2 separate regions of the Homo sapiens genome follow, and region 2 is linked to region 1. The links are chromatin loops, found by intact Hi-C in ENCODE. Cell type or tissue: K562. All regions are shown on one strand. Links, peaks and the distances in the headings refer to the core of each region. The heading gives the core; the rest is flanking DNA.

Region 1 (14,021 bases), core at 1,449-9,448:
AGTTCTTCTCTGTGCTGTTTTGTTTGTTTTGCTTTTGTTTTGAGAGACAGGGTCTGATTCTGTCACCCAGGCTGGAGTGCAGTGGTGCAGTCTCGGCTCACTGCAACCTTCACCTCCCAGGCTCAAGTGATTCTTCCACCTCAACTTCCCGAGTATTTGGGACCACGGGCACTTGCCACCATGCTTGGCTATTTTTTTTTTTTTTTTTTGATATTTTTGGTAGAGAAGGGGTTTCACCATGTTGCCCAGGCTGGTCTTGAATTCCTGAGCTGAAGAGATCCTCCTGCTTTGGCCTCCCAAAGTAAGCCACCATGCCAGGCCTGGTTTTCTTTTTTAATCTTAAAATCTTTCCCAAAGCTCATATCAGAGTTCCCCACACATCTCAGTGGCCACACAGGTCACCTGGCCTCCTTTAGCTGCAAGCAGGGAAATTGAGTATCTGGGAAAGGAGAATGGGAGTCGCTGTGCTTGTTCATCTTACATCAATTCTGATTGGTCTGGGCGTGTTGCTGCTTGGAAAAATTCTGGGGCTCTGTTAGTCAAACAGAAGAGAAGTGGGGATGGCTACCGGGGAGCTAGACAATAGCATCAGCCACAGGTGACAAATGGAAATCCCGAACCAGTCCTGCTCTTTCAGCTTTGGATCTGGGACGAGCATAACTCAGTCACGTGTGTAGAGACAGTCTCTTGGCTTACTTTATCAGGAGCTGATTCTCTGTATTATGCCTGGAGCTTTATATTTTAATTCCCGTATAGCAGCCTTCTTCCTCTTTCTGTGTCTCATGGGGTGGGAGGGTGTCTTGCTGTGGACCCCATGGCCACAGCTGAATTGAAACTTCCCCCAGTGGAGGGTGGAGGTCTTGAAACTGAGCATCCACCTTGGTGGCTCTGTTTTCTACCCAAATCCCAGAGACAAACCAGCCATTCAGCACAGCAGGTGCCCCCGCCACAGTCGAAAGCCTCACACGGCTGGTCCTGGCAGGTGTCCTGGATGTGCTCAGGTGATCCTGTGTCGCCTCCCTGACCTGACAACCCATCCACTAACCAAGTGCCCCATGATGTGCCCTGTCTGGGACGGTGCCAGGTGCCATGTCTATGAGATACAGATGAAATATCACGTTTTCAGGATTCAAATTTTCCATCAGATTGTGCTTACGCCTGTGAAGTAAAGTCCCGCAAGCTGAGAGTTTCGGATCTCTAACAAAAGATGCAGTTCAGCTGCCATTCTTGGTACCCCAGCACCCTCCCACTCCCACCACACACACACACACACACACACACACCCTCGTTGGCCTGACCTTCAGCATGATCACTGCCTGGCTTCGGGCAGAGCCTCTGTCAGTCGAGTTGCTACTGCCCTCAAGGGCAGTACAACTTCATATGTACACTTCATAGTGTGCTAAGACCCTGCACTTAATACAACATAGTATAATCCCTTATATGTCTACAGGCTGTGCTACTAGGGAGCTTGTGGTCTGGCTTAAAGTTTTATGACCTCTGAAAAATTTAAATGTACTTGGACATGACAATAGCCAGACAGGTCAATGTAACTAAATAGGTGGCCCATGACAAGCCCTTTTCTAGATAATGATTTAATACGATAAATTAGTTCAATGGGGAAGTTAAATGAGTAAATGGTAATGGGGCAATCAGTTCTTCGTAGGGAATGGAAACTCATGTTCCAAAATAAATTCAAGGGAGACTGTTGTAGTTTGAAAATATTTCCAGAAATTCTTTTATATTCCTGCTTTGAAGAGTTGGAGTTTAGGTCCTTTCCTTGAGTGTGGGATGGACTTAGTGATTTGCTTCTACTGGAGTAACATACGGCAAAAGCGACGGTGTGCACCTTCAGAGACCAGGGCATAAAAAGCGCCATGGTCCAGTGTCACCCTCTCTCTTGGATCACTTGTCATGCCATGAGGACACTCAAGCAGGCCTGTGGAGGGACCTGTACTATGAGAAACTGAGGCCTCCCACCAGCAGCCACGGGAACGAGCCAATTTGGAAGCAAATCCTCCAACTCCAACTGGGCTATTTCTCCAAATGACTGCAACCCCAGTCCACACCTTCAGTACAGCCTCGTCAAAGACCTTGAATCAGAGCCACTCAGTTAATATGCATTCAAATTCCTGGCCCACATAAACTGTGAAATAATAAATGTTTGTTGTTTTAAGCCACCGAGTTTTGGGGGCAATTTGTTATATGGTAATAGTTCATTAATTAAAAGATCAAAGGGAAAAATATTTTAAAATTAATTTTAAAAAAAACAGAACTGGGCCTTGGAGGAGAAAGGACCTCTAAACTTTAATGAAGGATTCCTGTATAACCTGAATATGGGTTTTGCCAGCCCACGCAACAAATGAGGCCACATCGGCCACGTCATTGGATGATGCCAGCTTGTGGGCCAGAGTGGAGTGTGGCCATAGGGCATCTTTTCCCCTTTTTGAAGTTTCCTGACTATGGCAAGACTGCCAGTATTCACCAAATATCCACGAGATCTTCTAAGCCCTGGCCTCCTTTGCAGTTAGAACGGAGCTGTGTGACCTGGTTCTGGCCAAAGAGAGGTGGTTGTAAATGACGTAATTGCACTTCTGGGCCTAGCCCTTAAAGCATCCCATGGGGTCTTCCAGCCTTCTCTTCTCTACAGTGGCAATTCTGAAGGCCACACATTCCAGATATTATGGCTGCAAGACAGAAGAGAGCAAACTGACTTACAATGAAGTTTACGTGAAGAACAAATAAACCTTCTTGTCTTAGGCCACCGGGAGGGAGGGTGTATTTGTTACTGCAACCTCGTCTAACTATGCTGACTACACCATTGCGCTTTTCTAGCATTGCTGGGTCTTTGAGGTATTCCATGTGTCCTCCAGGGCCAGTCCAGATTGTGTGTGTCTACACTGCTGTCACCTCCAGTTTAGTAACAGTGCTTTGTACTCGGGACCCTGGTGCGCACCACACAGGCAGATATGAACGTAAGCCTTTCTTGTAATTTTCCCTTAGTCCAGTCACAACCAGACCATCATGCTTCAGAAGAGCTATTGTTCGGAGAATAACCTGCCACAGGCTACCTTCCACACCCACAGACCCTGGGCAGTCCCGTGGGGCCCCTACGGGGCACTCCCTGCCAGCTCCTGACCTGCTCCCTCAGTGTTTCTCTGGACTCCGACACAGCCAGACCCAGAGAGAGGGAGGGGTCAACCACTGACCCAGCTAAGGCTGCACTTTTCAAGTCCTCAGATCCCGCCCCAACATCTTCCGCTTCCCAGGGAGATAGAGAAAGGTGATCCACTCCCCTCAGGAAGACACGGTACCTCCGGGAGTGTGACCACAGCAACACCAATCATGAAAACTCAGATAGTGCATACTGTATGGCGTCATAAGATCTGAGCCTCAAGACTGCCCAGCTGTGAGTCCTGGGACAGTTTTCTTACCCTCTCTGTTCCCCCATCTGTAAAATGGGGATGTATGCAGTGCTGTCATCAATGGGTTATTGACAAGATTCAATATATCAATATGTATGTTCTAAGTGCCTTACATATGCTAATTTAATTTTCACAACTCTGTGAAGTAGGTATTATTATTACCTATATTCCAGATGAGGGAGCAGAGACCAAAGATTACACAACTGCCCAGTCCCATAAGAAACCCAGAGCCCAACACAGATTCAAGAAAATACCTTGGAGCAGGTGCCATTTTTCACCAACTCTCCGTCCAAATTAGGGAAAGACAGCTCCTTTGATTTTCTCCTTTCCCAAGGTCTTATGAAACTGTGAGTTAATCCATGTGTACAAGAGGACATCCAGTTCTCTTTCTTTTAAAACAAAAATTTCCTCCTCCTGCCAAGTTGGCAGAGGCTTGTAAGGGTGGTGTCCTAACAGCCTCCTGTTTGGTCTTGGCACTCTGTGGCTTGTGAACAACAACCAGAGATGAATATATCTACAGGAGGAGAACAAGCAGCTGGGCTTGAACCAGCAGGTGCCCAGGCCAGAGCATTTCAAAGATGTCAAAGATCACAGCCTCAAAACTACCAGCTGTGTGTCCTGGGACAATTTGCTTTCCCTCTCTGTTTCCCCTTCTGTAGAACAGGTATATGTATGTGCATATATATATATATATATATATATATATATATATATATATACACACACACACACACACACACACAGTGCCTTCATCAAAGGGCTGTTGAGAAGATTCAATGTATCTATATATATAAAGCATTTAGAAGAGTGCTTGGCACAAAATAAGCCCCATAAAATTTCTCGCTGTTGTTGATTATCATTTTAGATGTAAGTGTCAGTCAGAACTCCTGACACAGACATCTCCCTTTCCACAGGACCCAGAAATGATAACAGTAGGAGGCTGCTTGCTCCTTCTAGACCTTTTCCCAGGGACTGTGGGTTATCCCTTAAGAGCCTCTGGTAACAGGTTTCTCCAGATTCATCCCACGGTCCCTTCCAGCTCAACAGCGCCACCTGCCACACAGATTTTACACATCCATGTAAAGCTTGAGGGATGAAAGGAAATTGTTGGTGTTAAAGGGCAAGCAGGAAAGAGAACAGCAATTGATGGCCAATTCAAAAGGTGAACTTCTTTAATAAAGAATGTGTTCCCACAATGGACACAAACTCTACAAAAGGTACCGAAAGACTTGATGTAAGGACAGGACAGGCAGTCCCTGGGAGAGATGGCTCAATTGGGTGACACACATGATAGAAGGGTAAAGAAAATTAAACAACCAGACACTATTTGCTGCCTACAAATTTAGAGAAAAAACAAACCTGCCACAACCCAATCCTGGGGAGGTGAGTGAGTAAAGAGCTTTTACTTATAGTTGGAAACTTTATAAATTGAAATACTCCTTCTTGAAGTAGTAGTTTAGCAATCTGATGCAATTTAGGATTATTTATGTTTACATATAATTTTTGAATAAATACTATATTCTCGTGGTTCAAAATGCAGGAGTATAAAGACGATATGCACTGAAAATTCTCCTTCCCACCCTTCTCTTCCAGCCACCCAGGTGCCTCCTCACCGACAGCCCCGGTTAGTGGTTTCTGGTGTGAACTTTCAGGAACATTTTTATGAACATACACAAATATGTACACATTCATTTCACCCTTTCTTATGCAAATTATAACATAGCTTGGCACATTGATTTCTTTATTTCACATGCATCTTGGAGATTTTCCCATACCATTTTATAAAGAGGCCCCTCTTCCTTTTTTATGGCTGAAAGTAGTACATTGCATGCTGTTATGGGTTGAACTGTGTTCCCCCAAAATTCGTATGTTGAAGTCCTAACCCCAGATACTTCCTAATGTGACCTTATTTGGAAACAGAGTCATTGCAGATGTATTTAGTTAAGCCGAGGTCATGCTGGAGTGAGTAGTTTAGGGCCCTAATCCGATATAACTGGTCTCCTTAAAAAAGGGAGAAATTTGCACACAGGCATGCATGCAGTGAGAAGGCTGTGTGTGATGGTAAAGGCAGAGACTGGGTGCTGTGTCCACAAGCCAAGTGTAGCAGGACAAGTCGCAGACAAAACTCCTCAGACACCGGATTAAAGAAGGAAGAGGTTTTTATTCGGCCGGGAGCATCGGCAGACTCACGTCTTAAGAGCCGAGCTCCCCGAAAAAGAAATTCCTAGCCCTTTTAAGGGCTTACAACTCTAAGGGGTTCACGTGAAAGGGTCATAATAGATCAAGTAAGCGTGAGGAACGTGACTGGGGGCTACACACATCAGCTAACAGAACAAAAAGTTTTACAGTGCTTTCTCACACAATGTCTGGAGTTTACAGATAACACCAGTAGTTTTGGTCAGGGGTTATTATTATTATTATTATTATTATTATTATTATTATTATTTTAACCACCAGGGCCAGGTGGTGGCGCCAAGGTCGTCTCGCTATCTTCTGTTTCTTTCCAACTCTGTGCTTTCTCCCTTTTCTCCTGTCTTATAAACTAGGGAAAAGGGGAGGTTGGGGAGAAGCTGGGAAGGACAACAGGAGAAGTGGTGGTCTCCGTCCAAAGGAACACCAAGGATTTCCATCAAACCACCAGCAGCTAGGTACAAAACGTGGAACCGATTCTCCCTCACAGCCTCAGAAGGAACCAAACTTGCTGACACCTTGATCTCAGACATCTAGCCTCCAAAACTGTGAGACAATAACTTGTTCCTATTTAAGCCACATTGTGTGGGGTACTTTCTTACAGCAGCCCTGGAAAACTAATACACGTGAATGTACAATAATTTATGTAATCACGTCTTTAGTTTGGACCTTTAGGTTTTCTCCATCTTTTACTTTAGACACACTATTGTGAATAACCTTTTCACACACCATTTCATGAGTGTGTGACTATACCAGCAGGGTAGACTCGTAGAGGAGAATTGCTGCGGCAAAGAGTACGTGCACGTCCATCCACACCGCACGCTGCCTTCCCTGGAGGTGAGGTCCGTCAACACCCCACCAGCGGGGAAGAGTGCTTTCCCCACCATGCTGTCACCACCACAGCGTGGATCAAACTCAGGATCTTTGCCATTCTAATAAGAGAAAAATTGTATTTCCATGTAGTTTGGGCTTGCATTCTTTTTTATTTTGAATCATTTGTATAAGCTTTCCTGTGAGCCCATTTTTCCACTGGGTTGTTCAGGTTTTCAATTTTGGAGAAGCTCTGTGTATCAGGGAAATTTGCCCTTTGTGATATAACATGCAAATATTTTTTCCCAGTTAGTCATTTGATTTTTTTACTTTTCTTGTAGTGGTTTTGCCACACGGAAGTATTTTATTTCTATGTGTTTGAATTGCTCTATCTTTACTTTTACAGTTTTTGGATTTTGCGTTATAGTAAAAAGGAAAGAAAGAAAACAAAAACCCTCCCTCAGTCCAATATGAGCAAAGCAATCTCCTGCAGTTTTTTTTTTTTCTTTGTAAAATTTTATGGAAGTGGGAGCAGCTGCCAGGATGGTTGGTGTGTGTGCATTTCACAGTTCAGTCTTAGATACACCTGGCATTCATCCTGGTGTAAGGGCTGTGGTTTGAATCCAACTTCATTTTTTCCCCAATGCTTCCCAGCTGTCCCTGTTCTGTCTTTGCCACTAGTTTGAAATGCTAGCTTTACCAGATGCCGAATACCCATGACTGTTTAGGTCTATTTCTAGACTTTATATGTATGTCTCAGAATTATACCAGCTTAATTATTAACGTGCCTTAATAGTGCCTTGCGTCATTCATATTTTTATAGGCATTTTCTAGCTAGAAACAAGCAAGAGTCTGTTAAATTTGTCCATGTGAACTTTAGAATCAGTTGTGGGTTGCCAAAGGAGATTCTATTGCTAGCTTTTATCAGGATCATGACAATTATACTTTACAAGAAATGACTGTTCTGATGTCAAGTGTTTCCATTCATGTGAATGGAACATCCAAGAATCTTTCCATAAGTTTAGTTCATCCTCTATGTCCCCAGGAGCACTGTAAATTTTCTTCATATGGGTCTTGCACGTGAGTCATGAATTCCTGGGCATTTGGTCTTTTGTTTGTTTCTATTGTAAATGTAGTCTTTCCTTCCATTATTCCAACTGTAGTTTCTATATAAGGAAACTTGATTTCTATATGTTAATTTTGAAAACACACCTTACAGCATTCTCGTTTTTTCTAGTTTTTTCAAGTTAATTCTTGTGAGTTTTCCAAAAATGAAATCATATCTGCAAATAAGACAATTACACCTCTGCTTTCCAATGTTTATATTCTGACTTCTTTTTTCTTTGTTTAATCCAGCTGCAATGGGAAATAATAGTACTGATGAGTAACAACCTTGTCTAGTTCTTTACTCTGATTGTTTCCAGTGTTTACCTATTAAGCTTATTAGTGTTTCTAATTCCCTATTGTTCTTATTTTAAGACTCTTAAAAATGTCTGTCTATTGAACCAGTGATTCCTCTTCTTGTCAATTATTCCAAGGAAAATACGATGAAAGCGTTCTGCACGCTACTATCTAAAACAGCACTGATTTATTTTTTAAAAAAGACATACTTAGAAAAAACCTCTGTGAGTTATACAGAATAGTTAAGGAGACTGTAGTTTAATGGAATATCACAGAGAGTAAAAACATGAAAAATGCTAATGTATAATATTATTTGTAAAAATGCTATATAAAAATACAGATATAGTATGATTATGACACTATCTGAAAAACACTCACAAACTGGTGATAGAAAAAAGTTTACTAAGTTTACTAAGTAAGTTTACTAAGTTTACTAAAGTTTACTAAGTAAGAAAATTTACTAAATTATGGGCTGGGTGTGGTGGCACATGCTTGTAATCCCAGCACTTTGGGAGGCTGAGGCAGGGGGATCATTTGAGCTCAGTAGTTCAAGACCAGCCTGGGCAACATAGTAAGACCTTGTCTCTATTTTTTTTAAAAAAAGGAAAGTTTAGGCCGGGCGCGGTGGCTCACGCCTGTAATCCCAGCACTTTGGGAGGCCGAGGTAGGTGAGTCACCCAAGGTCAGGAGTTTGAGACCAGCCTGGCCAACATGATGAAACCCCATCTCTACTAAAAATACAAAAACTTAGCTGGGCATGGTGGTGTGCGCCTGTAATCCCAGCTACTCAGGAGGCTGAGGCAGGAGAATCCCTTGAACCTGGGAGGGGGAGGTTGCAGTGAACTGAGATCGTGCCACTGCATTCCAGTCTGGGCAACAAGACCAAAAACTAGTTTACTAAATTAAGAATAATTTTTCTGTTTTCCAGATTTAACATAATGAACTGATATTATGGTACAGTGGGAGGAGAGATTTTATTTTAAAATAAATTTGCCATTGGGCATGGTGGTTCACACCTGTAATCTCAGTACTTTTGGAAGCCAAGGTGGGAGGATCACTTGAGGCCCAGGAATTTGAGACCAGCCTGGTCAACACAGCAAGACCCTACCGCTGCAAAAAAAATTAAAAAATTAATCTGAGGCCGGGAGCAGTGGCTCACGCCTGTAATCCCAGCACTTTGGGAGGCCAAGGTGGGCGGATCACCTGAGGTCAGGAGTTTGAGACCAGCCTGGCCAACATGGTGAAATCTTGTCTCTACCAAAATACAAAAATTAGCCTGGTGTGGTGGCATGTGCCTATAATCCCAGCTACGTGGGAGGCTGAGACAGGAGAATCGCTTGAACCTGGGAAGCAGAGGTTGCAGTGAGTCGAGGTCGTGCCACTGTACTCCAGCCTGGAGGACACAGTGAGACTCCATCTACAAAAAAAAAAAAATATTTAATCTGGATCTAGTGGTTCACACCTATAGTCCTAGCTACTCAGGAGGCTGAAGCAGGAGGACTGCTTGAGCCCAGGAGACTGAGGTTGCAGTGAGCTATGTGATCACACCACTGCGCTCCATCCTGGGTGACAGAGCAAGATGCTGTCTCTAAAAAAAACAAAAATAAATCTGTGACCAAATTCAATGGCTAAACACAGAGTTGGAATTAAGCCCTATGGGCTTAGCTCAACATTAATTTGTACTTAAACCACTCCAAAGGGAGGTAGATGAGCCAGCAAAGCAAGAGCAAACCCAGACAACCTCACTGCTGCACCTATTGGCCTCCTAGAGCAGTGCTGTTCAATGGAAATGTACTGTGAGCCATGTATGTGACTTCTGATCTTCTAGATGCATTTAAAGTAAAAAGAAACAGGTAAAATTCATTGCAACCATGTATTTGATCTACCCCAATATAGTCAAAATATTATTTCAGCATGTAATCAACATTAAAAATTATTAATAAGATAGTTTACATTCTCTTTTCCTAAGTCTTAGAAATGTGGTGTGGATTTTACATTTACAGCACATCTCAATTCAGACTACCATAAGCTACATGTGAATAATGACTGCCCTACTGAACTCAGCTCTGATGTGTAGATATCTCTAAAAGTGTTAGAAAGGCAAGCATGTGTCTGTGTCTGTGTCTGTGTCTGTTGTCTGTGTGTGTTATGTAGACACAGGCCAAATGAAAGGTGCCTGCAATATAACAAGGCTCAAGGAGGAAAAGCCGTCATCTAAAATCAAAAGGATCCGACAGGCACGGTGGCTCACGCCTGAATTCTAACACTTTCAGAGGCCAAGACAGACGGATCACTTGAGCCCAGCAGTTCAAGGCCAGCCTGGGCAACATAGTGAGGCCCCATCTCTACAAAAAAGACAAAAATTAGTGGGGCTGTTGTGGCATGCACTTGTAGTCCCAGCTACTTGGGAGGCTGTGGTGGGAGGATCCCTTGAACCTGGGAGATCGAGGCTGCAGGGAGCCATAATCATGCCACCCTGACTCCAGCCTGGGCAACAAAGTGAGAGCTTGTCTCAAAACAAATAAATAATAAGATAAAATAAAAAGCATCTGACTCAAGATGATTTATGTGGGTTTCCCATAATCCCTTCCACACACACACCACCTTTCATTGAGCGAAGTGTTCCAACCCAGATATGAATATTTTTCTATCTTGCTGCCTAGAGGTAAAAACCCAGTCTTTGCCTACCATGAACCTTTAAGGGCAGCTTTAATTCTGGAGGCCTGTGAGGACCACCTGAAGCTCCTTCTAGAGCTGTGCTATCCAATAAGGTGGCCATTAGCCACATGTGGCTATTTACATTAAATGTAATTAAAAATTCAGATCCTCAGCAGCACTACCCACATTTCAAGTGCTCAACAGCTGCATGTGTCTCACTATCCTTTGGGGGCAGCTCTAACTCCCAATCCTCTGCTCGCTCTGGGGCTCTCACCTAAAGCTGCAGACCTGGGCCTGGGGCTCTGCTCCTCCTTAGGAGTCGCTGCTGCCTGCTAACTCGCCCAGACGTTCTTCGAGGTGGGTGGGGTTGTGGCGTGAAGCCCAAATGCCGTCAAGGGTCTTATTGCTACAATGAAACGCCCATTCCCTCTACTTGAGTGAACACAGTGTCTCAGCACCCACATGTATAAAAATGAAAAATAGGCGTCGAGCTGATGCCAAACACCGGCTCACCCCAGCAATATGTAAAATTCATTCAAATAATATAAATAATTTGAGCTGTAAAACAAAATCCATCTCATTACAAGTTGTGCTTCCAAAGCACTTCACTTTTTGTCTAAGAATTAACAGTAAACATTTTGAAATATTTATATAATTTTGCTAATAATCCAGAAAATAACACTAAGAAAAAATGTAATCTACTTTCGTTACGGACATATATGCTAGGATAAACAATAAACAATAAAACAATGCATAGAACTATTTTACACTAGGATAAAATTCAATGAGGCACATAGAATGAAAATATTTTTACAGTAGAATAAAAAGCCGGTGAGGGACATAAAAGTTCAAGGAAAAAAACCCTAAAAGATGTAAAACTTATGACTGTTAAAAGTGGATAATACCAAATCTTCAGGGATTTAGATTCCATTGGATACACTTGAAAGCAATTTTGTTCTTAATATTAACAGCATGCCAAAAATATACCCTTTGCAATTATTTAAACTTAATATGAAAAATATTTAGATGTTGCTGTTTTTAAAAAAGGCTGACTATAGCCAATAACTTAGTTGTATATTTAAAAATAAGAATATAATTTGATTGCTTGTAACACAAAGGATAAATGCTTGAAGTGATGGACACGCCATTAACCCTGATATGATTATTACGCATTGCATTCCTGTCTGTATCAAGATATCTCACGTACTCGACAAATAGGGACACCTACTATGTACCCACAAACATTAATTTAAAAAAAAAAAAAAGGTCTTCAAAGTCATTTTAGGCCCTGGGTTTGGAAGCCGACACCGGCGGTGGGGTGGGCAGGGGGCGAGGTCGCTGCCAAGCTGGCGCCCCGGGTGGGAGCGTGGCCCGGTCCCAGGGACGGCTCCAGGGGCGCGCTCCCACTCCGCATCCCCAGTGCCTAACCGGGGGCGCTTCTGGTGCTGACGACCAGGAAGGGCTGGTGCTCTCGGGCCAGCCCCCAACCAGCTGAGAAGGCAATGGGTCCCCAGCCCAGCGCTGTCCTGCGCCCCTCCCGGATTCCCCCATTTCCCGCCAGGCCCCCACTTCCGGGAACGTCCCCGCACCCACACCTGGCAATGAATCACGTGTTCAGGAACCAGGTAGGCAGGTATTTACTTTATTACCTGTGCCCCTCCCCCAGCCTACCCCAGAAGCTAATGGGCACGGAAACAGAAAGCCCCGCCCACGGCCTCCTGGCCGCGCCTGGAGCGCGCGCCCTGCAGCTGGTCCTCAATAAATAGCCGAGGAGGCGCTCCCCTCCCTCCCTCCCGCCGGCGCCGTCGGCCCGGACCATCGAGTCAGTCCTCCAGCGTCCCAGAGAGGGCGCGGAAGTGCCCCAGGGCCGGCGCGGGTTCTTCCGGCCGTGCGGTCCGCGCTTTTGTCCCGCTGGCGGCCGGGTTCCCGCGGCGCCGCCACAGCCAGTACGTGAGTCCGCGGCCGCCCGCGCTCCCGCCCCCGGCCCTTGCCTGCCACGCCCTCCCCTTTTTGGCCGGGTCTTGGCTGCTCCGCGGGTCTCGGGCGGGATGTGGGAGTAAGCGTGCCCCCTCCCCGCACATGTCTCAGTGGGTGCGTTTCTGGGGAGCGGAGGGGAGGGAAGACCTCGGGCAGGCAGAGGGGTGCAGGGCGCGCCCCTGGAACAGACTGGGCTCTGTGTGGGCCACAACTGCGACGTTTGAACGGACCAGCGTCATGTTAGGTCTGCTCAACGTTCCGAGAAGGGCCAGGGCCCCGCTCCGGTGTTCCTCAACTATTCATCCCTGTTTTGGATGGGAGGGGATCCCTAAAAATTAGCGCTTCAAAATACCCACCATTTCGTGCTCCCTCTGCAGTTAAGTTTGGTACTCTAGGACTTGAGAGTGATTGCGAGGGCAGAGAGACCTCTAGGGGTGATCTGATTCGACCTTCTTCCCCTCCGCTCCACCCCACCACCTTTTTTTCTTTTTTTTTTTTGGTCGGTGAGTGATGATGATAAGCTCCCGCTGCAGGTGTGAATAGAGACCCCGGAGGTGCGTCCTAGCCCTCATCTGGGGAAGCGCACCTGCATACAGACGGGTGCACCGGGGAGGAGGCGACCTGCCGCGTGTTCCTGCAAGCAGAAAAGGAGTTAACTAGGTAGGGAGAGGAAGGTCGAAGAGTTTCTTAGACCCAGGGGACAGCCTGCGGGAACCCAGGGGTGGGACGGAAAAGATCACTGGGGAATGCCAGGGCTGGGTGTGCTGCTCTAAGACATTTAAAGTAGTTGGCCAGCAGGAGCATTTCTTTGTGAAAGCTCAAGGCTTAAAAAAAATAATAATATGAAATATGTAATATATTCATATGGCTGGGATATTAAAAATATAAAAAGTTACCAGTGAAAGATTTCTTCCCATCCCGCTTAGGTATCTTCCTAGGCCCTACCCTCTTAGGTAACCACTTTTGTTCCTTTGTATCTTTTCCGAATTTCTGCAAATACTGGCAAATATAACTAGTTAGTTCCCCCTTTTTTCACACAGGTGATAGAAATCCTTCTAACTCCTTGATTCTTTCACTTTATCTTACTGGTCTCTACATGTCAGAACACAGAAGTTGTGTTTTGTTTCGTTTTGTTTTACAGAGCTGTGGTAAGTATTGGATGGGCCATTGTTTGGATGTTTTCGATGTTCTGTCCTTTTTTAGATCTATTCGGGGGCATTTGGGTTGTCTCCAATTTGTTGTTACTTCAAACAATGGTATACTCAATACAGTGTATTAGGGTAGGGATTTTTACAGAAGAAACTAAACAGCCGTTAGAAAATTATTTTTTTACATTAACTCAACCAGTTATTGGCAGATTGTTACATATGACAAGTCGTTATCAAAATCACTGATGTAGAGTGTTTAAAGAACAAATAAGACGTAAGTAGTTCTTCCCTTCTGAGACTTGTCCCTATATTTAGTGTTACACTAGCCTAATAGACTAATTGTGTCAATGACTCCAAGCCAGTCCCTGCCGGGTTTGATTCAGAAAATCAGCCTCCCTTTTAGTATCGCCTTTGC
Region 2 (12,645 bases), core at 1-8,000, 200 kb after region 1:
TAACTGTTAGTGTCTGCTCAGGTCTCCATAGGCCAAGGCTGGGTGGGGCCTGGTGGAGAACGGGGCTCAGAGGGGCCTGGCTGGAGTCCGGTCCAGGAGGTTCTTTGTCAAGAGAGCGAGTTAACCGGGCCCTGGGAGCCTCCGTTTTTCCTCCCGCATCTGTGAGGAGCAGGAGATGACGTGATCCAGGAGCCTCCCCGCTCCACGAGCGCGGTCCTAGCGGAGGCTGGTCCCTGCCGGTTCCTCGCCACCCTGATGGCCCCCGCCCTGGGAATCCTCCGACCTGGGAGCACCCAGGAAAGACCTCGCGTTCGCACCCGCGCGGGCCCAGGCGCGCCCCGCCGCCTTCTCCCCGCGCCCGGGAACAGGAGCCAGAGGGGCGCGGGGCTGCGGCGCAGCGGAGCCGCGGTCAGGCGGCCCAGGCGGGGCTAGAACAGTGGCCGCGGTGTCCCGGGCCCGCCGCCCGCTCCCCACCCGCAGCCACATCGCGCACACGCGGGCTCTGCGGCTGCCCTTTCTGATAAAGGAGCTCGTCCGGCGCCCGGACTGCGCGCACCGGAGGCCCTGAAGGAGCGGCTCCTGGAGCGCGTCCTGCGCCGGAGTCCTGGAGGATGCCACAGATCCGGAGGGGGTGCCGGGGTCCTGTCCCAGACTCGCCTTAACGCTGCGAGGACAACGACCCCCCAGCCCGCCTCAGGCAGGAGGCGCAGTGGTCCCCTCTGCAAGCTGCAGATTCCCCACCCTGGCTCCAACTGACCACAGGGGAAACCGAGCTGGAAGCGACAAAAACGCCTTAAAAACCCGAGTTCCCGCCTCAGGGTATTGATGCCCTTTACTGATCGTAAAGCCGGCGTGGAACTTTGCAGCCTTGGCTCAGAAACGCAGCTGAGTGTCCTGGAGCAGGTGCGACCAGAGGACATTGGCAGGGGAGCAGGGCCTCCTGGTGGTCAGCGCATGCTGGCCTCAGTGACGGGAGAACCTTAAGGCTGGTGACATTCAGCAGCCAAGCAGGCAAATCAGAGGAGGCTCGGGGTGTGCAGGGCTAATGGGCAAACTGGAGCAATGGAATAATGTCTTTCCTCTCAGACAGGGAAACGTTTTAAAAATAGATAACACCAGGCAGGGCGCGATGGCTCACGCCTGTAATCCCAGCACTTTGGGAGGCCGAGGCCAGCGGATCACGAGGTCAGGAGATCGAGACCATCCTGGCCAACATGGTGAAACCCCATCTCTACTAAAAATACAAAAAACTAGCCGGGCGTGGTGGCGGGGGCCTGTAGTCCCAGCTACTCGGGAGGCTGAGGCAGGAGAATGGTGTGAACCCGGGAGGCGGAGCTTGCAGTGAGCCAAGATCACACCACTGCACTCCAGCCTGGGCGACAGGTGTGACTCCCTCTCAAAAAAATAAAAAATAAAAAATAAAATAACACTCAGGGCTGGCGGGGGCACACGGAAACTGGCACTGCCATGAACTGCCAGAGGAGAAAGGAAAGTGGATGCTGGCCCTGGGAGAGTTTTCTTGGTTTGTTTTGTTTTGTTTTTTGGGTTTTTGTTGTTGTTGTTGTTGTTTTTGCAGAGGCAGGGTCTCACTATGTTGCTTAGGTTGGTCTCGAACTCCTATCCTCAAGCAATCCTTGTGCCTTGAGTTCCCAAAGTGCTGGGTTACAGGCGTGAGCCACCAGGCCCGGTCCCTGAGAGCCTTTGGGAACTAGGAATCAAAAGTCTTTCTCTGGGGTGGGGCAGGGGGTGCGGTGTACATGTGCAGGGGTTTCGAAACTTTGTGGCTTGGCCGTGGATCTCATGGCGTGAGAGTCTCACCTCAGTTTCATGGGCGAGATTGGCCCTTGTGGAGTTTGAGTCCAACCCAGAAGAAACAAGGAAGCCTGGGTCTTCTCCAAGTGTTGCAGCAAGCTGGCCTGGGGTCCCCCCAAAGGTAGCCAGAGACAAGCCCAGGATCACCCAGTCTGCAGCAGGGTGCAAAGGTTTGGGGTCCCCCCCAAAGGCAGCCAGAGCCAAGCCCAGGGTCCCCCGAGCATCAGCAAGATCTACACCTGGAGTCCCCTCAAAGACAGCCAGAGTCTAGCTCTGAATCCCCAGAATGTCAGCCAAAGCCAAGTGAGGAGGCACCACGGTGTTCTCAGGGCCAGGGAGAACCAGCCTCCACGTGGGCCCAGAGTACAGAGGAGCTGACCCGGGGGGTGGGGGTGGCATGAGCACCTATACCCGGGCCCAGGATCACCAGAGCCTTACCCCAGTCAGCAGGTGCCGAGTTCAGAGCCGCCACGGCCAGTACGGGAGCTGACACCCAAGGCACCTGGCTCCCTGCCGGGGTCAGCAGGAGCCAAGCAAGCTGCCTCTCCGCTGGGGAGAGGTAACAGGCGGCCATGAGGCAAAGAAATGAAAACATTCTTCAGCTCAGGCTCCAGTATCCAAGAAGTCGAAGGAGGAGGAGGAGGAGTTTCCTGTAATCCAGACGGGAGGCCCAAATTGGGATGGGTGTGGAAGGACCAAAATCTGACTTTTATAACATTTCCATTCGCCCAAAAAGAAAACTCAATGCCCGTTTGCACAGTCAGTCCTCATTCTCACCCACAGGCCCTGGTAACAACAAATGTACTGTCTGTCTCTATAAATTTGTCTTTTCTGGACATTTCTTACAAGTGGACTCTTACAGGCTGGGCGCGGTGGCTCACACCTGTAATCCCAGCACTTTGAGAGGCCTAAGCGGGACGATTGTTTGAGCCCGGGAGTTTGAGACCAACCTGGACATCATAGCAAGAACCCTGTCTATACAAAAACATAAAATAAACAAATTAGTCAGGCATGCTGGTGCACACCTGTAGTCCCAGCTTCCAGGGAGATTGAAGTGGGAGGAAGTTGAGCCGGGGAGGTCGAGGCTGCAGTGAGGCATGATTGTGCCACTACACTCCAGACTGGGCGACAGAGCAAAACTCTGTCTCTAAAAACAAACAAAAAACATAGTACATTCCTTGGAGGGAAGCCAATAGATTGTACAGGAGCAAGAACCTCTTTCTCATTCACCCCTCTATCCTGAGTGCCTGCCATATAGGAGCAAGATAAATAACTACAGAATGAATAAGTAAATAAGTACATGCACGCAGCACTCCACAGAGAGGCTGGCTCGCAGTCAGCATCCGTCCAGCACAACCACCATGACTGGAGCTGCCACCTGCTCTGAAGAGAGGTTCTCTTCTCTGGTACAAGCATCCCACCACAGGTGGGAAAGAAGAAGACTGGCCCTCTAGCCACACCGAGGTCGGCACGGCTTTTCCTGTAACTACGCTCTAATTTCTCCTGGTGTGCTCTTATTTTCTATATGTGTAAATTATGTGAATTTAAAATTGCATGCTAAAGCCGCTCATAAGGCCTCACTTTGTGCACAATTTTTGAAGATAATATGTCTCACTTCAAATTTTTTTAAAAAAATTATTTGGAGGAGTGATCTTAAAGATGACAGGTCTTAGGCGTATAGACACGTGAATTTAAAATTGCATGCTAAAAACCGCTCATAAGGCCTCACTTTGTGCACAATTTTTGAAGATAATGTGTCTCACTTCAAATTTTTTTTTTAAATTACTAGGAGTGATCTTAAAGATGACAGGTCTCAGACGTGTGGACACATGGCACAACATGGCCACACGGTGTCGCCATGGAAGCAGTCAGCAAATTGTTGGCACCGTTCCTTCCTCAGTATCTTCAATCCTGGCAGCTGTGTCCCAGCACCTCACTTCTGCAAGTGCTTTCCGTGGGCACACTGCTTTTTGGCGCTTATCACAGTGAGAGATGGGCATGCTTTAAGTAGCAGCGCCAGTGCCAGAGCTGAGAAACTCAAACAAGTCAATGTCTGAGAATCTGTGAGGTAGAAGACACAAGGTCGTGGAGAAAATGAAAGACGGTCTTCAAGTGGAAAGGTATGACACACACACACACACACACATACACACACACATACACATACACACATATACATACACACACACATACATACACACACACACATACACATACACACATACACATACACACATACACACACATACACACATACACATACACACATACACATACACACATACACATACACACACATACACATACACACACATACACATAGACACATACACACATACACACACATACACATAGACACACACATACACACACATACAATACACATACACACACACATACACGCACACACACACCCCCCTAAGTGAAAGGTTAGTTTTGATAAATGTACATATAGAATTGTGTAGGTTCTTCAGAAACACATTGCTTCAAATAAAATGGAACCATCTTGAACCTTTGGCGCATGGTATCTGACTCTGTCCCCAGAGCCAGGAAGAAGGACTCAAACCTTGTTTCCCACAGAGCCCTGGATGGTTGAGGATGGGCTCCTATCCCCAGGGGGGCCAATTTCAGGAGGAAGGAAGTCAGTCACAGGCGTGCCCTGAGTTGTGGGGATGGAATGAGGTTGGGCCGTGGGGTGCTGTCTGAGTCTTCCTCTTCCTTCATTCAGAGGGGCACCCTGAGCCCGGGCCAGCAGCTGCCCTGACCACAGGGCAGATGGCTCAACTGGCAGGCCCCCAGATTCATTCCTTGTAGCCTGCCTGCCTCCCTTCCTCCCTTCCTTTCTGCTTTCTCTCTTCTTTCTCACTGGAAGGGATTACACTGCCCCTCTAGTTCTGTCACTTGCCTTTTTCACCCAACGATAGCTCGTGGCCATCTCCCCACCTCAGTACCCAAAAACCAACCAAATTTGCTCCACGGCCATCTGAGAGTCCGCTCTGCGTAGTCTATTATGTGACCAAAGCCCTCCTGGGGCTTTTTCCTCTCTCACATCAATGTGGAGGTTTTGACATTTACACACTACAACTCAGAGGCACAGAAGTTCTTTGTCCATCAATGAATGAAATTGCTGTCAACACTATCCCTCATTTCCACAGATAGTGTCAACAAACAAACTTCTGCCTACAGTTTGTTCAGCTGTTTCTAGATTAGATCGCAGCGCCTCCCAGGATAGCACGGGCTCCCTTGGGTCAACGGCTGGAGTGTCAAGGTTCCCCCCACCCTCATTGTCTCCCTGCCTCTCTGAGTGATCCCAGTCTGGACGTTGCACAGGCTCCCCGAAGTTCACTCTCCAGCACCAGGAAGGATTGGGGTCTCCTCTGTCTTTGGCCATTCCAGTGTGGCCGGTCTGACGTTCTGCCAGGTGTGTGCTGTGGGGACTGGCCCAGAGACCCCTTTCCAGCCTGCCCGGCCTGCACTGAGCAGGGCTTTCTCTGGGAGGCCTCCTTGGGCCTATCGCTGTGGCCATTTCCCTTGGCCCTCAAATGTCTGCTGTCCATGGGGCAGGTGCTCCAGCCGTGTGCTGGGTGTGGGGTTCTGTGCAGTGCTCACGTGATAAGCCTCAAACACACAAAGCACTGCCTCCACAGCCTGAGATGTCCTCCGCCCGCTGTCACACGCCTAGTGTCTTCCTGGGCCAAGGCCCAAGTACTGGGGACACAGAGTCCCTCAGACGACCCAGGCCTCATCTGCCTGCTGCTAGGGTCCTGTCTCGTTCTCTTCTTCCTGTGTCCCTATGGCACGCACAACTTTCCCAGGGGAAATGGCTCTTATGCCATAGCTGCTTCCTTTCCCACTTCATGCCTTCATTTTGTAAACTCTGTGGTCTGAGTCCTCCAAGCTTGACTTTTTCGGAGTTCAAAGCAAAAGTATTTCTTTGTCTACCACCAAGCACTTGCAAATCAAAAGTCTTCCAGTTTTCAGGATGTTTGCTCTGCTCTGCATTTCAGAACATTTAATCTGAAATTCACAGTTGAGTCATTCATCCTTTGTGATCCCCCTTCTCTTTCCCACCCTCCAGCAGGCTAACCTGGGCATGCTACATATGGCAGTGGCAATGTCGTAAGATTGTAAAGGGACAAGGTCTTCACATCGTCACTTTTGCTGAATTAAATTAACATGGCTAAGAGGCCGTTTCTTTTTCAAAGGGAGGAGAAATTGACTTCAATTCCTTTTTTTTTCTTTTTTTTTTTTTGAGATAGAGTCTCTCTCTCACCCAGGCTGGAGTGTAGTGGTGCGATCTCAGCTCACTGCAGCCTCCACCTACTGGGTTCACACAATTCTTCTGCCTCAGCCTCCCGTGTAGCTGGGATTACAGGCACCCGCCACCACGCCCAGCTAATTTTTTTGTATTTTTAGTAGAGATGGGGTTTCACCATGTTAGGCAGGATGGTCTCGAACTCCTGACCTTGTGATCCACCCACCTCGGCCTCCCAAAGTGCTGGGATTACAGGCGTGAGCCACCGCGCCCGGCCCCTGACTTCCATCCTTAACAGGAGAAGCTACAAACACACATTGTAAAAGTGCATGAATATAAGGAGAAGTGAGGCATGGTGGCCATCTTTGCCATCTACCACATTAATAGAAGAGAAAAAATAAAATAAAATAAAATAATAAAAAACTTGATGGATCCTTAAACTGTAAGAAAGAAGGAATAAATGAACCACAGAATGATGAAACAAATAGAAAACAAATAGTAATATGGTAGATGTCAACCCAAATATATCAGTAATTACATTAAATGTAAATGGACTAAAGTCAAAGATTGTCAGTCTGTTTTTCTTAAGCCAAGAGACATTTTAAATATAAGCATACAGCTACAGCCAGTTATGCTATAATACTTGTTTTAAATATTAGGGCCAGGCATGGTGGCTCATGCCTATAATCCCAGCACTTAGGGAGGCCAGGGCAGGTGGATCACCTAAGGTCAGGAGTTCAAGACCAGCCTGGCCAACATGGCGAAACCCTGTCTCTACCAAAAATAGAAAAATTAGCTGGGCGTGGTGGTGGGCACCTGCAATTCCAGCTACTTCGGAGGCTGAGGTAGGAGAATCACTTGAACCTGGAAGGCAGAGGTTGCAGTGAGCCAAGATTGCACCATTGCACTCCAGCCTGGGTGACAGAGCAAGACTCCGTCTCAAAAAAAAAAAAAACAAAACAAAACAAACCGTAAAACAAAAATTAGCTGGGCATGATGGCAGGAGCCTGTAATCCCAGCTACTCAGGAGCCTGAGGCAGGGGAATCACTTGAACTTGGGAGGCCGAGGTTGCAGTGAGCCGAGATCGTGCCACTGCACTCCAGCCTGGGTGAAAAGAGCAAAACTCCGTCTCTAAATAAATAAATATTGCCATTTTATTCAATGCACTGACATATTGGAGGGAATTTGAGCATAATGTGACTTTTGCATTTGTTCATACACGATTTCATTTGCAAAACACACCAAGTGCATGCAGAACATTATGCCCAGTCCAGCTGCTCAAGCAACGTAGAAGTGCGCAGAAAGCACACGCGCACACTTCCAGCTGGGTGTGTGACGAGCCACAGCCGTGCACATTTGGCCGGACAAACTTCCACCCCACCCAGTTTCAGACAACCTCCCTTCCACCACCTCACGGTAAACCATAAGCTACAGCCCTTCCAAAACCACTTTAACAAGCAGCCTTGAGGTCTTGTACAGGGTAAAATGCCGCATTGATTGTAGTGTTTATGTAGTTCTTAACTATTTAACCTGCGTAAACTGTGCTGTCAATTTCTTGGCAACAACTTTATTGAGATATAATTCACATACCGTATACTTAATGTGCCTTTCAGTATATTCACAGAGTGCTGCAGCCATCAGCACAACTGAACTCCTGACCCTGTGATCAGGAGAATGTTTCTGCCACTAGAAAGAAACCCCACACTCTTTAGGTAACACTCCCTCATGCTTCCATCCCTCCCCCACCCAAACCAATAAACAACCAGTAATCTACTTTCTACGTCTTTTCCCACTCTGGACATTTCATACAAATGAACTAGTATAATACGTGAGTTTTTTTGAGACTGGCTTTTTTTTTTTTTTTTTTTTTTTGAGACGGAGTCTTGCTGTGTCGCCCAGGCTGGAGTGCAGTGGCGCCATCTCAGCTCACTGCAAGGTCCGCCTCCTGGGTTCAAGCGATTCTCCTGCCTCAACCTCCTGAGTCGCTGGAACTACAGGCGCCCGCCACCACGCCTGGCTACTTTTTTTTTGTATTTTCGTAGAGACAGAGTTTCATCACGTCGCCCAGGTTGGTCTGGAACTTCTGAGCTCAGGTGATTCGCCCACCTCGGCCTCCCAAAGTGCTGGGATCACAGGTGAGAGCCGCCGCGCCCGGCCCTGACTGGCTTCTTTCAATTAGCATGATGTTTTCAAGATTCCTCTGTTATACCTCATTTCTTATCATGTGAGAATATTCCACCGTGTGAATACGCCACGTGGTATTTATCATTCACTAGTTGACGGACATGTGAATTGTTTCCATCTTTGGGTTATTCTCAATAATGCTGCTATAAGCATTTGTGCACACATTTCTGTGTGGACCTACATTTTCATTTCACTTCTCCTGGATCTACGTATGCCTGTGAGGGAAATTGCTGGGTCATATGGTAACTTGATGTTTAACATTTTGAGGAAGTGCCATAATGTTTCTAAAGTGACCATACCACTTACCACTCCCACCAGCAGTAGATGAGAACTCTTTGATTTCTCCACATCTTTGCCAACAACGTTTATTTTCCATTGTTTTGCTTATGCTCATCCTAGTTGGAATAAAGTGGTATCTCGTGGCTTACATTTGCATTTCCTTGGTGGATAATGATGCTGGGCATCTTTTCATGTGCTGATTTGGCCATTTGCACATCTTCTTTGGAGAAATTATTAAGATCCTTTGCCCATGTTTAATTGGGTTATTTGTGGTCTTTTTATTATTGACTTGTAACTGTTCTGTATAGATTCTAGATAAAGTTCCTTATCAAACATTTGATTTGCAAATATTTTCTCTCATTCCATGGTTTTTTAAATGTATAATGTCCTTTGATGCACAAAAATGTCTTAATTTTGATGTCTAACTTATCCGTTTTTTCTTTTCTTGAATATCCTAGCTAAGCTTCCATTGCCAAATGAAGATTTACTACTTGGCTTTCCTCAGAAGTTTATATTTTCATTTTTACATTTAGGCCTTGAGTTAATTTTTGATCCATTTTGAGTTAATTTTTGTCTATAGTGTGAGGTAAAGTTTCAACTTCATTGCTTATGGCTATCCAGCGGTACCAGCACCAGTTGTTGGAGAGGCCATTTCTTCTCGTGGTGAATGGTCTTAGAAGCCTTGTTAAAAATAAAATGACCAAGTAGAGAATTCTGGGAAGATGGAGGAGCAGGAAGCCTGAGAAATCTCTCTCCTCACCTAGACAATAATACTCACAGAATCTGTCTGTTGTAGCTATTTTGGAACTCTGAAGTCCATTGAAGGCCTGCAACTTCCAGGAAGACTCGGATGGTACATTGTGGTTAATTTTGGTCAGTGAGCTCTTAGCATAGTTGCAGCTGCCTGTTCCCCACCTCTCATCCCCACAGCAGGCAACTGTGCACGTTCCTGGAGCAGCTTACAGATCGATGACAGGAGCCAGGGTAGGTATGAGAGACCCTGTCCTCCAGATATTGAGTCTCTGTTCTGATCACTGATTGCTTCATCTGATCACAGAAGTGCAGACAAAGAGGCAGCAACCCTTGTTATTGCACTTTGCACTTTCTCCTTTTTTCTTTTTCTTTTGAGACGGAGGCTCGCTCTGTCGCCCAGGCTGGAGTGCGGTGGCGCGATCTCGGCTCACTGCAACCTCCGCCTCCCGGGTTCACGCCATTCTCCTGCCTCAGCCTCCTGAGTCGCCGGGACTACAGGCGCCCGCCACCACGCCCGGCTACTTTTTTGTATTTTTAGTAGAGACGGGGTTTCACTGTGTTGGCCAGGATGGTCTCGATCTCCTGACCTCGTGATCCGCTGGCCTCGGCCTCCCAAAGTGCTGGGATTACAGGCCTGAGCCACCGCGCCCGGCCACCTTCTCCCATTGTTACAAGCCCCTCCCTTGCTGGTAAAGTGACTTCCAGGGGACTTAAAGGACTGGTGACTTTTTCCCCCTTAATTTCTCTCTATTTCCCCTTCTTGGAGCCAGACAATAAAAAGTAGGACATTCAAAAGCAACTGCATATACAGGGGAAATTAGAAAGCTACCAAGCATGCCCAGGGGAAGGCGTAGTTTCAGAAAAGGCCTGAGAAGACCTTAAGGTTACACCTCAAGCTGGTCCTTAGCTCCAAGACAGTCTACAACAATTCCAAAAAAACAAAAAAGCAAAACACAAACAAATACAAAAGCAAAAAACAGCAAACCCTGGAGAAAGGGGAAATTCTGATTTTCAGAGTCACTAAAGTGTTAGATTCAAATGTCCAGTTTTTGACCAAAAAAAAAAAAACAAAACCAACAAGAGTATACAAAGAAACAGTAAAGTATGGCCCATTCAAAATAAAAAATAGACCAACAGGAACCATCCCTGCAAAAGAGCTGGGAGAGGATCCACTACACAAAGACTTCATACCAACTGTCTAAAATATGTTCAAAGAGGCCAGGCATGGTGGCTCATGCCTGTAATCCCAGCACTTTGGGAGGCCAAGGCAGGTGGATCATGAGGTCATGAGTTCAAGATCAGCCTGGCCAAGATGGTGAAACCCCGTCTCTACTAAAAATACAAAAAATTAGCCGGGCACGGTGGCAGGCACCTGTAATCCCAGCTACTCAGGAGGCTGAGGCAGGAGAATTGCTTGAACTCAGAGGGCAGAGGTTGCAGTGAGCCAAGACCGGGCCACTGCACTCCAGCCTGGGTGACAGAGTGAGACTCTGTCTCAAAAAAATATATATGTGTATGTGTGTGTGTGTGTGTGTGTGTGTGTGTTTTCAAAGAACAAAAAGAATCTGTGGAGAGGCCGGGTGCAGTGGCTCACGCCTGTAATCCCAGCACTTTGGGAGGCTGAGGCGGGTGGATCACCTGAGGTCAGGAGTTCGAGACCAGCCTGACCAACATGGTGAAACCCCATCTCTACTAAAAATACAAAAATTAGCTGGGCGTGGTGGCACACTCGCCTGTAGTCCCAGCTACTCAGGAGGCTGAGGCAGGAGAATCGCTTGAACCTAGGAGGCAGAGGTTGCAGTGAGCCAAGATCGTGCCATTGCACTCCAGCCTGGGGAACAGGGTGAGATTCTGCCTCAAAAAAAAAAAAAATCTGTGGAGAAAGTCAAGAAGATGTAAGAACTAAATGGAGGCCCAGGCGCGGTGGCTCACACTTGTAATCCTAGCACCTTGGGAGGCCAACGCGGGTGGATCACGAGGTCAGAAGATCCCGTCTCTACCAAAAAAATACAAAAAATTAGCTGGCCGTGGTGGCGGGCACCTGTAGTCCCAGCTACTCAGGAGGCTGAGGCAGGAGAATGGCGTGAACCTGGTAGGCGGAGCTTTCAGTGAGTCGAGATTGCGCCACTGCACTCCAGCCTGGGTGACAGAGCGAGACTCTGTCTCAAAAAAAGAAAAAGAACAAAATGGAAATGTCAATAAGGAAATAGAAAACCTAAAAAGAGCCCCCCAGAATTCTGGAACTGAAATGCACAATGACTGAGAAGAAAAATTTACTAGAGACGGTTTTCACTATGTTGACCAGGCTGGTCTTGAACTTCTGACCTCAGGTGATCCACTTGCTTCGGCCTCCCAAAGTGCTGGGATTACAGGCATGAGCTACCGTGCCCGGCCTACATTTTTTTTTTTTTTTTTTTTTGAGACAGAGTCTCTCTGTCACCCAGGCTGGAGTGCAGTGGCACAAACTTGGCTCACTGCAACCTCCACCTCCCAGGTTCAAGAGATTCTCTTGCCTCAGCCTCCCAGGTAGCTGGGACTACAAGCGCCCAACACCATGCCCAGCTAATTTTTTTTGTATTTTTAGTAGAGACGGAGTTTCACTATGTTGGTCAGGCTGGTCTTGAACTCCTGACCATGTGATCCACTTGCCTCAGCCTCCCAAAGTGCTGGGATTACAGGTGTGAGCCACTGCTCCTGGTAAACAAAATTTTTAAATGACAGAAGTAAGTCCCTCTTTATCAGTAATTAAGTGTAAATAGATTAAATGCTACAATCAAGAGATTGAAAGGGTAAAAACATGATCCAATTATATGCTGTCTACAAGACACTCATTTTAGATCCAAAGATACAAATTTGAAAGTGAAAAGATGGAACAGGATATTCCACAGAAACAGTAACCAAAAGATTGCCCGTGTGGCTATAGTGATATCAAACAAAATAAACTTTGAGCCAAAAATTGTTAGAAGAGACAACAAAGGACATTAGATGTTGATTAGAATAATAATAATAATAATAACAATAAATGTGACTGGGCATGGTAGCTCATGCCTGCAATTTCAACAATTTGGGAGACCAAAGCAGGAGAATCACTTGAGCCCAGGAGTTCAAGACCATCTTGGGCAACATGGCGAAACCGTGTCTCTACAAAAAATACAAAAAAAAAAAAAATTAGCTGGAGATCGTGGTGCACACCTGTAGTCCCAGCTACTGGGGGGTGCTGAGGACGAAGGATCACTTGCACCTGGGAGGTCGAGGCTGCAATGAGCCATGAGTGCATCACTGCTCTCCAGTCTGGGTGACAGAATCAGACCCTGTCTCAAAAAAAAAAAAAAAAAAAAAAAAAGAGTAAGTACATCAGGAA

The links. Hi-C counts contacts between places; a loop is a spot of excess contacts. Peaks named below come from ENCODE experiments on the same cell type or tissue, not always from the same donor. Only the 100,000 strongest peaks of a DNase experiment are listed, where the experiment ranks them.
Region 2: a loop joins it to region 1, with 3 times the contacts of the local background. A loop is called at or near these places in 1 of 110 quality-filtered maps.

What each region holds. Positions count from the first base shown.
Region 1 is chr5:180,859,625-180,873,645 of GRCh38, reverse strand. LOC124901155 (a long non-coding RNA gene) reads right to left here and starts at 3,872. Exons shown (of 2, transcript XR_007059089.1): 1 at 3,677-3,872; 2 at 2,280-2,684. ZFP62 (ZFP62 zinc finger protein) reads left to right here and starts at 12,370. Exons shown (of 2, transcript NM_001172638.2): 1 at 12,370-12,427. The coding sequence starts at 12,427. RefSeq lists enhancers at 11,327-12,233, 12,711-12,790 and a silencer at 12,161-12,610. In K562, for the core only: a CTCF peak has its summit at 4,475; a DNase peak (open chromatin) is centred at 4,445.
Region 2 is chr5:180,661,763-180,674,407 of GRCh38, reverse strand. It overlaps the pseudogene LOC100420514. Among named protein-coding and RNA genes, the nearest start is that of LINC02222, 16 kb to the left of the region's middle. In K562, for the core only: CTCF peaks have their summits at 933 (motif pointing left) and 3,646 (motif pointing right); a DNase peak (open chromatin) is centred at 3,647; H3K27me3 peaks cover 2,502 bases.